Linked DNA regions of Homo sapiens: region 2 is linked to region 1. A link is an interaction called in ENCODE POLR2A ChIA-PET data of the cell type or tissue named here. Cell type or tissue: GM12878. All regions are shown on one strand. Each heading gives the region's core, and the rest is flanking DNA. Links, peaks and the distances in the headings are about the cores only.

Region 1 (4,391 bases), core at 75-4,074:
GAGTCGGGTTGCACTATGTTGCCCAGACTGGTCTCAAACTCCTGGGCTCAAGCAGTGCCCCCACCTTGGCCTCCCAAGGTGCTGGGATTACAGGCATGAGCCCACCGTGCCCAACCAGTTTGTTATTTTGGTAGGCCCTGGGCAGTCCTACCTCAGTCTCTCCTCCCAGTCCCCCCTCCAGTCCCCTCAGTCCCTTCTCTGTATCCCCCTGCTATAGTCTGAATGTTGGTGTCCCCGCCCAAAATTCCTATGTCTCCCCAAGGAGACAGTGTTAGGAGGTGGGGCCTTTGGGAGGTGATTAGGCCATGGAGGTGGAGGCTTCATGAATGGGATTAGTGCCCTTATAAAAAGAGACACCAGAGAGCACCCTCCCCCTTTCCACCATGTGAGGACGCAGCAAAGAGGCATCATCCATGGGCCAGTAAGCAGCCTTCACCCAACGGCAAGTGTGCCAGCACGCTTTTGTTTTGTTTTTGTTTTCGTAGACAGCCAGCACCTTTGATCATGGATTTCCCAAACTCCAAAACTGTGAGAAATAAATATTTGCTGGGTTGTTGTTGTTGTTGTTGTTGTTGTTTTGAGATGGAGTTTCGCTCATTGCCCAGGCTGGAGTCCAATGGTGCAATCTCGGCTTGCTGCAACCTCAGCCTCCTGGGTTCAAGTGATTCTCCTGCCTCAGCCTTCCGAGTAGCTGGGATTCCAGGCATCTGCCACCATGCCCAACTAATTTTTGTATTTTTAGTAGAGACAGGGTTTCACCATGTTGGCCAGGCTGATCTCGAACTCCTGACCTCAGGTGATCTGCCTGCCTCGGCCTCCCAAAGTGCTGGGATTACAGGTGTGAGCCACCGTGCCCAGCCAATATTTACTGTTTATAAGCCACCCAGTTGAAGGTATTTTGTTACAGCAGCCTGAGCTGACTGAGTCACCCCTTAGTCTCACCCCGCAGTCCCCCTCACATTCCCCCCCTCCTACCTCCTGAGTCCCCCCACAGACCCCTCAGCTCTTCCAGTGGCTGAGTCCTCTGCTATATGAGCCTCCTATGCCATAAACAGCTGGAGCTGCACCGGTCCCTGTCACACTGTGTCACCTGAGAACCCTGACCCATCCTGCCTGTAGAAGGGTTGCCAAAATCCCTGTAACCTGCAGTCACTAATCATAATGAACAGTGACAGTTGGGGGGGGCCTGTGTTTGTCCTCACCTGGAGAGGAGCAGAGCTGGTGAGCTCCGTTCCAGTCATGAGGAACCCAAAGCCTCATAGGGGAAGTTTCTTGCCTAAAGCCTCCCTCAAGTAGGGTCAGAGCCGGGCCTGTCCTGCTCCCAGCATCTTCAGGACAAGGCTGGGCATGACAGCTGTGGAGGATACGCCATCCTCTGCTGCTGCCTGTTCCCTTAGAAGTCCTTGGCTGGGATGTCATCTGATCCCTTCCATGCACCACTTTGACCTGGAGAGCAGATGGCCATTTTTTGGCTGGAGTGACCTTGAGAGCACCAGAAAGGAGGAGTGGTGAGTAAGACTGGTGGCCAGCTATGTGACAAGGTCTCAAGCAGCCACACCCCTCAGACAGCACCGTCTTTCCTCTGCTTGGAAAGGACCCAGAGAGCAGGGATGAGCGTATAGTTCCTCAGATGCTGGTGGCTTGGCACCCCAAGACACAGGCATTCTATGTTGGCATCCACTGAAGGACCTGTGTGGTCTTTGGGGCACTGTGTGGCACTAGCTGCCAGCCCATGAGGTCACTTATGTCTAAATCGTCTCTCTCTCTCCTGATCCAAGCCCCACTCCAGTCAGCCCTGAAGGGCTTGACGCCTCCCTGTGTAGTCAGCAGGGCCCTTTCTCACTGTTCTCTCCCACTGTGGTCACGTCTCTGAACTTTGGTCCATGATACATAAAAACACATTAGCCCTTTTCTACTCTTGAGAGCTTGATTTCTCATCTTGCTATGAGTAAAGAGAGTCACTTTGAAACTCAAGCTGAGCAGTGTCTTCTTGGCCCAGGCTGCGTCCTTCCCTCAGAGAATGAGACTCAAGCTCCCTGCCTAGCCCTAGTGGTGGAAGAGCTATGAGGGGAAGTGAAAGAAGTACTCAGGGGCAATAACAAGGGCAATATTGACATGTGGTTCCACTACCACTGGGTGCAGTCATACTCCAGGTCCACCTGCCCAAGAGCAGGCCCAGGTCACCCTGATTCCATTTTGAATTGTATTGAAATTCCTCAAGTACCCACTGACTGGATGTGGCAGACATCAGTTGCTTTCTCCTGCCCAGCCTCCCTCCTATTCATAACACTGACTTTTCATAATGGAAGATCTCCTACCCCATTCTCACCCTCTGTCCAAGTGCCTCTGTGGGTCTGACTTGTGGGTGGGGCCACATGACCAGATCTCACCAGTGACAGCCTTCTGCAGGACTTAGGCTGGAACCATGGGGAAAAAGACTGGTTCCCCCTCAGAGATGGCGGGTCCCAGCAGGCCCCATGAGGAGAACCTGCAGAGCACAGCCCAATCCCAACTGAACTAGGAATGGGGAATGAGGGGCTGCTGGCTTCCCACAGGGCTCATGATGTCTGTCACACTGCTTTCTCAAGAGTTTCATTAGAAAACTAACAGTCCTGTTAACATACTACCTTTTCAGCCCTCCCACTCCCACCACCAAGCTAGGTGAAGAAGCTGCGAACAGTAGTCACCATATTCAATAGTATTATAGCTGTGAAACGGCCAGAAAACAAAACCAATGCCAAAGAAAACAGAGCTGACGGAGGGCGGGAGGGAGACGGGTTCCTGATGACATGGTTTAAGGACCTGAATCCTGCTGTACCTGAAGCCATGCTATCTCAGAACATCCTAGTGACAACAAACTTCCTTTTTTCATAAACCAGTTTGTGTTAGGTTTCTGTCACTTGCAACTGAAAGAGACCTAACGGATGTGCAGATTGCTGTTTTGCCTTTTTTTCTTTGTTTTCTTTCTTTCTTTTTATTGATTGTTAATTTATTTCCCTGCTGAAATCTATGTGTGGAAAATTTACAAAACAACCTTAAAGAAAAAATAATTCCACCACCAAGAAGTGACATTTTGGTGAACTTCATTCGTGACTTTTTTTTTCTTGATCATTAGATTATACTGTAGACACAATTCTGTATCAACTTTTTTTCTCTTGACATTTTAAAACAGGCTCTTCTCTACATTATTCAAAACTACTTGTAGTTCTGGAGGGAAGGGCACATGCTTCACATTAACAGTTAACAGAGGGCTACTGGACCAGACAAGGGGTTGAGCGGGGGTCTCACTGTATTCCTCACATAGTATTTTTGTCTAGCGTGAAGGTCATGCAGTGGGCCTGGAATGCTTTTATAAATTTAAAAACAATTTTGAAAATTTCTCGTAAACATTGTGATATCTACCAAGTGGTTATACTGTAAGTGACTTGCCTGCTTCCTGATGATCGAGCATTTGGCTTGTCTCTAATTTTTTACTCTTATCAATCAATAATGTCAGGCCAGGCACAGTGGCTCACACCTGTAATCCCAGCTACTCTGGAGGCTGAGGGGGGAGGATGGCTGAGCCCAAGAGGTCAAGGCTACAGTGGGCCCAGATCATGCCACTGCACTCCAGCCTGGCAACAGAGCCAGACCCTATCTCAATAAAATAATAATAATAATAATAATAATAATAATAATAATGCTGTTATGGACACCTTCAGGTCTAGTGCCTCCCTCAGCAGTTCTTTTTTTTTTTTTTTTTTTTTGAGACGGAGTCTACTCTGTCTCCCAGGCTGAAGTGCAGTGGCCCAATCTCGGTTCACTGCAACCTCCACCTCCCAGATTCAAGCGATTCTCCTGCCTCAGCCTCCAGAGTAGCTGAGATTACAGGCGCGCGCCATGCCCAGCTAATGTTTGTATTTTTAGTAGAGATGGGGTTTCACCATGTTGGCCAGGCTGGTCTTGAACTCCTGACCTCAAGTGATCTGCCCGCTTCAGCCTCCCAAAGTGCTGGGATTACAGGCGTGAGCCACCTTGCCCGGCCTTTCCTCAGCAGATTTCCTGGCAGTGGAACTTCTAGGTCAAAAGTATGTGCGCATATTTTTTGGATCTTGATATACAGGATCAAAATGTTTTCCAGAAAGGTTTATGCCAGTTTCCACGTTTTACTGTCCCCCCACCTAGAAATGCCAGTTACCTCCTCAGCCAAGGGCATGCCTGTCTCCCGTGCTGGGCTGACACTGACACGGAGCGCTGTCAGCACAGGGCCCAGGCTGCCTGCAGCCATAGGAGGATGAGGCCCATGTGGGGTTCCAAGAGCCAGACTGTGGAACAAATTCTCAAAGGAATCCTTCTCCATCATCTGCTTAGTTCAGCAAACATTTCCCGAGCCCTGGTGAGGGTCCTTGTGC
Region 2 (4,391 bases), core at 194-4,193, 500 kb before region 1:
GATGCCTGACTGGTGGGTGCCAGATTATCTTGGCTTTCATGAGCAAGGAAACTGGAACCAATCAGTAGAGCTGGAAGCTGATGAACACACAACAGTCCAAATTCGGTTTAACAAGGTGCACTGAGACATCCATGAAAAAGAGAATTTCCAAAGCCCAGACCCCACAGAAATCAAGCTAGCAAGATTTGAATGGAACATAGGAATAAGACTTAGAGGGTGGAGCTGCCTCTCCACTTAATCTTTCCACTTAGATTCTGTGTCCTCAAAAAGGAACTCATTGGCAAGCATCCCAGAAGCCCACTTCCATGCCAGAGCCCTCGCATGACTATTCAGTTATTTGGATTTTTTGAGTCAAGGTACAATTCAGTAAAAAATGATCATACAACAAGGACAGTTAAAATTGTTCACTCACCAGCTGGGTGCAGTGGCTCACGCCTGTAATCCCAGCACTTTGGGAGACCAAGGCGGGTGGATCACCTGAGGTCAGAAGTTCGAGACCAACCTGGCCAACATGGTGAAACCATGTTGTAAAAATACAAAAATTAGCTGGATGTGGTGGCAGGTGCCTGTAGTCCCAGCTACTAGGGAGGTTGAGGCAGCAGAATCACTTGAAGCTGGGAGGCGGAGGTTGCAGTAAGCCAAGACTGCGCCATCGCACTCCAGCCTGGGCGACAGAGCAAGACTCAGTCTTAAAAAAAAAAATTGTTCACTTGTCAGTGCCCCAGATGAATGAAGAAGACATGCATTTCCTTATGAGCTGACAGATCTACAGAATTTCCCATTTCTCTTCCCAGGTTCATTATCAAGGGCCCTACTACAAAAATAAGGTTTGACTGAGATCAAGTACTTGAGTTGCCTGGGATCTGCCTGAGACATAAAATACTGCAAGAGGAAAATATTCAGCATTTCAAAATGGGGATTAGAAATGACTTCACAAAGCTGGGCGTGGTGGCTCACGCCTGTAATCCCAGCACTTTGGGAAGCCGAGGTGGGTGGATAACCTGAGGTCAGGAGTTCCAGACCAACCTGACCAACATGGTGAAACCCTGTTTCTGCTAAAAATACAAAAATTAGCCAGGCACAGTGGCGTGTGCCTGTAATCCCAGATACTCAGGAGGCTGAGGCAGGAGAATTGCTTGAAACCAGGAAGCAGAGGTTGCAGTGAGCCGAGATCACACCACCACACTCCAGCCTGAGTGACAGAGCAAGACTCCATCTCAAAAAAAAAAGAAAAGAAATGAAATGACTTCGCATGGAAGAGGAACATAGGAGTAACAGCATTCGAAGCACTGGGCATCATGAAGATGTCAGAGACAAAACCCAGAAATGTATCCAAGCAGAAAATTGCCCTGAAGTGGAATTTTTCTTTTCTTTTTTTGAGACGGAGTTTCACTCTTGTCACCCCGGCTGGAGTACACTGGTGCGATCTCGGCTCACTGCAACCTCCACCTCCCAGGTTCAACTGATTCTCCCACCTCAGCCTCCTGAGTAGCTGGGATTACAGGTGCCCGCCATGCCCAGCTAATTTTTGTATTTTTAGTAGAGACAGGGTTTCACTATGTTGGCCAGGCTGGTCTCTAACTCCTGACCTCAGGTGATCCACCCGCCTTGGTCTCCCAAAGTGCTGGAATTACAGGTGTGAGCCACTGTGCCCAGCTGGAATTTTTCTTTTCCAAGATCTACTGATGAGTGATCAGGGTTCCCCTCTAAAATACAAAGCGCAGATTTTATCCTCTTCAGTGAGCTGAATCCTGAAATGCTGCATTTCAAAAGGATGCCCTTCCTGAAAATTGAAGACTGTACCATGGGAAGCACCTCACATTTAATTAGGAAAGTTTAATCTGTTAGCTGCTGGAAACATAAACATATGTAGCTTAAAAATAAGATCTACATGCACCATTTAATTTAACAAAAAACGATGCTTAAAATCTACATATAAAGTTGACTTTCATTTTTAAACTGTCACCTGATTTCTGAATTCCGGTCCCTTGGCATTATCTCCATATACCAATTTAACCTCCCAACTACATTCCCAAGAGATGAAAATTAAAAACAAACTTTTTTTTTTTTTTTTTTTTGAGATGAAGTCTTGTTCTGTCACCCAGGCTGGAGCACAGTGGCACGATCTTGGCTCACTGTAGCCTCCGCCTCCTGGATTCAAGCAATTCTCCTGCCTCAGCCTCCCGAGTAGCTGGGACTACAGGTATGTGCCAGCACACCGGCTAATTTTGTATTTTTTAGTAGAGACGGGGTTTCTCCATGTTGGCCAGGCTGGTCTCCAACTCCTGACATCAGGTGATCCACCCGCCTCAGCCTCCCAAAGTGCTGGGATTACAGGAATGAGCCACCATGCCCAGCCTAAAAATAAACTCTAATTTCCAATGTCTCACCAACATGGCATTAAGATCTATCTGCTACCAAAGGAATACTTAGATTTTTATACTATCAAATTTCTATTTCTTTTCTTTTGTTTTAGATGGAGTCTCGCTTTGTCACCCATGCTGGAGTGCAGTGGTGCGATCTTGGCTCACTGCAACCTATGCCTCCCGGGTTCAAGCGATTCTCTTGCCTCAGCCTTCCAAGTAGCTGGGATTACAGGCGCGTGCCACCACACCCAGCTAATTTTTATATTTTTAGTAGACATGGGGTTTCACTATGTTGGTCAGGCTGGTCTCGAATCTTGCCCTGGTGATCTGCCCGCCTCGGCCTCCCTAAAGTGTTGGGATTACAGGCATGATCCATCGCACCCCGCCCTCAAATTTCTATTTCTCCCAACTTATAGGTGAGCACTGCCACTGAAGAGATACTTGGTGTTTGTTTGTTTATTTATTTATTTATTATTTAACAACACCAAGAGATACTTGGTGTTGTTAGAGACAGCCTCACTGTATTGCCCAGCCTGGAGTGCAGTGGCGCCATCTTGGCTCACTGCAGGCTTGAACCCCCAGGCTCAAGTGGTCTTCCCACCTCAGCCTCCCACGTGGCTAGGACTACAGACGCACATCACTATGCCCAGCTTATTTATTTATTTATTTATTTATTTATTTATTTATTTATTTATTTATTTTTCTGTAGAGACTGGGTTTTGCTACGTTGCTCAGGCTGGTTTTGAACTCTTGGCGTTAAGTGAGCCTCCTATCTTGGTCTCCCAAAATGCTAGGATTATAGGTGTAAGCCACTGCAGCTAGCACTGTACTTGGTGTTTAAAGGCATTTCTTAACTAGTAAGACTATTTGCCAATATAACTAAAGGGAAAAAACATTTGGCTTTTAGATCACAAATTTTGTTTTACTACCATGTTAGGGTTCATTCAGGAAGTTAATTTTATCAGAAAATCAGCACTTATTGAATTTGAAAATAGCAAGGATACAGGCAGGAGGGAGGTGGAGGAAATGACAAGATAAAATGAAGACATGAGTTGCTGTGGAAGCCTGTAGGGATGAAAAGGGAAGAGCAGTGCAGACCACGCAAGACACCTGGCAAGGAAATAAGAGGAAGGAAGTGAGCCTCACGTGGGCCAATTCACAGAGCTGAAGTAACAGCAGCATGAACATAAGATAAACCCAGTGATCTTATAGGTACCACTGAGACATGACAGATGGAGTGAAACACTTGAATGGAATAAGGGAAAGGTATGCCCAATTCCAAAGAAACAGACTTATTTTAGGAGAGAAAGTGGATGAGACTTATATGTCAGGATATAAACCCACAGGCAACCCACAAAACAAGGACAGAAGTACATGGAAATAAAGGGGCAAGGCAAGAACCAGAAAAAGGAGTGAAACACTGAAGGTATGCAATAGGTTGCCTGGCTAGATCTGACTAGACCAAACAATTTTAAAATGCAGGGTAGCAACCAGGAAGTAGAGATATCCAAGGTACTCAGGAAGTAGAGATATCCAAGGAACACCCTGCTCTTAGGAAATAAGCAAAAAAGGGAATTAAATCCAGAAGTAATGATGGTTATTGCTATATCCAAGACATGAAGAATACTTGCTGGTAGGAGAAACAGAAACAATGCATTCTGCTAGGAGGAAAGGAAAGTTCTGCGGAGGTTTATGTTGTTCTTAGAAGGCGATTTCATCTGACAGAAGGAGGCAGGGAGGCAAGACCTTGTAAGCAGAGGGAAAGGAGCAGGCAGAGGCCTGGAGGCAGGAAAGGGCACAGGAGATCAGCAGAGCCTGCAGTGACCAGCCCCCACTGTGCGTGTGTTAAGGGAAGCAGCGCTGGGAAGTGGGGTGGCAGGAGAGGAGGCTGAGGACTCATCTTACAGGGCTTTGGTAACAAAGGTCTGCTAAAGAACTGCAGACCTAACCCATAGGTACAAGCAGGTTTTCAAACAGAAAAGCTACATGATCTGGTCCTTGTGCGTGCCACGTAGGAAAGATAAC

What was found. Peaks named below come from ENCODE experiments on the same cell type or tissue, not always from the same donor. Only the 100,000 strongest peaks of a DNase experiment are listed, where the experiment ranks them.
Region 2: POLR2A ChIA-PET joins it to region 1 with 5 read pairs; 2 of 35 experiments call an interaction of 5 or more read pairs at or near these places.

Annotation. Positions count from the first base shown.
Region 1 is chr2:231,718,829-231,723,219 of GRCh38, reverse strand. No RefSeq gene overlaps it. Among named protein-coding and RNA genes, the nearest start is that of MIR1244-1, 7.7 kb to the right of the region's middle. RefSeq lists an enhancer at 2,265-2,344. In GM12878, for the core only: a CTCF peak has its summit at 2,060; a DNase peak (open chromatin) is centred at 2,009; H3K27ac peaks cover 1,678 bases.
Region 2 is chr2:232,218,789-232,223,179 of GRCh38, reverse strand. All of the region lies in intron 10 of DIS3L2 (DIS3 like 3'-5' exoribonuclease 2), which reads right to left. Among named protein-coding and RNA genes, the nearest start is that of MIR562, 48 kb to the right of the region's middle. In GM12878, for the core only: no CTCF peak of the experiment used is centred there; no DNase peak of the experiment used is centred there.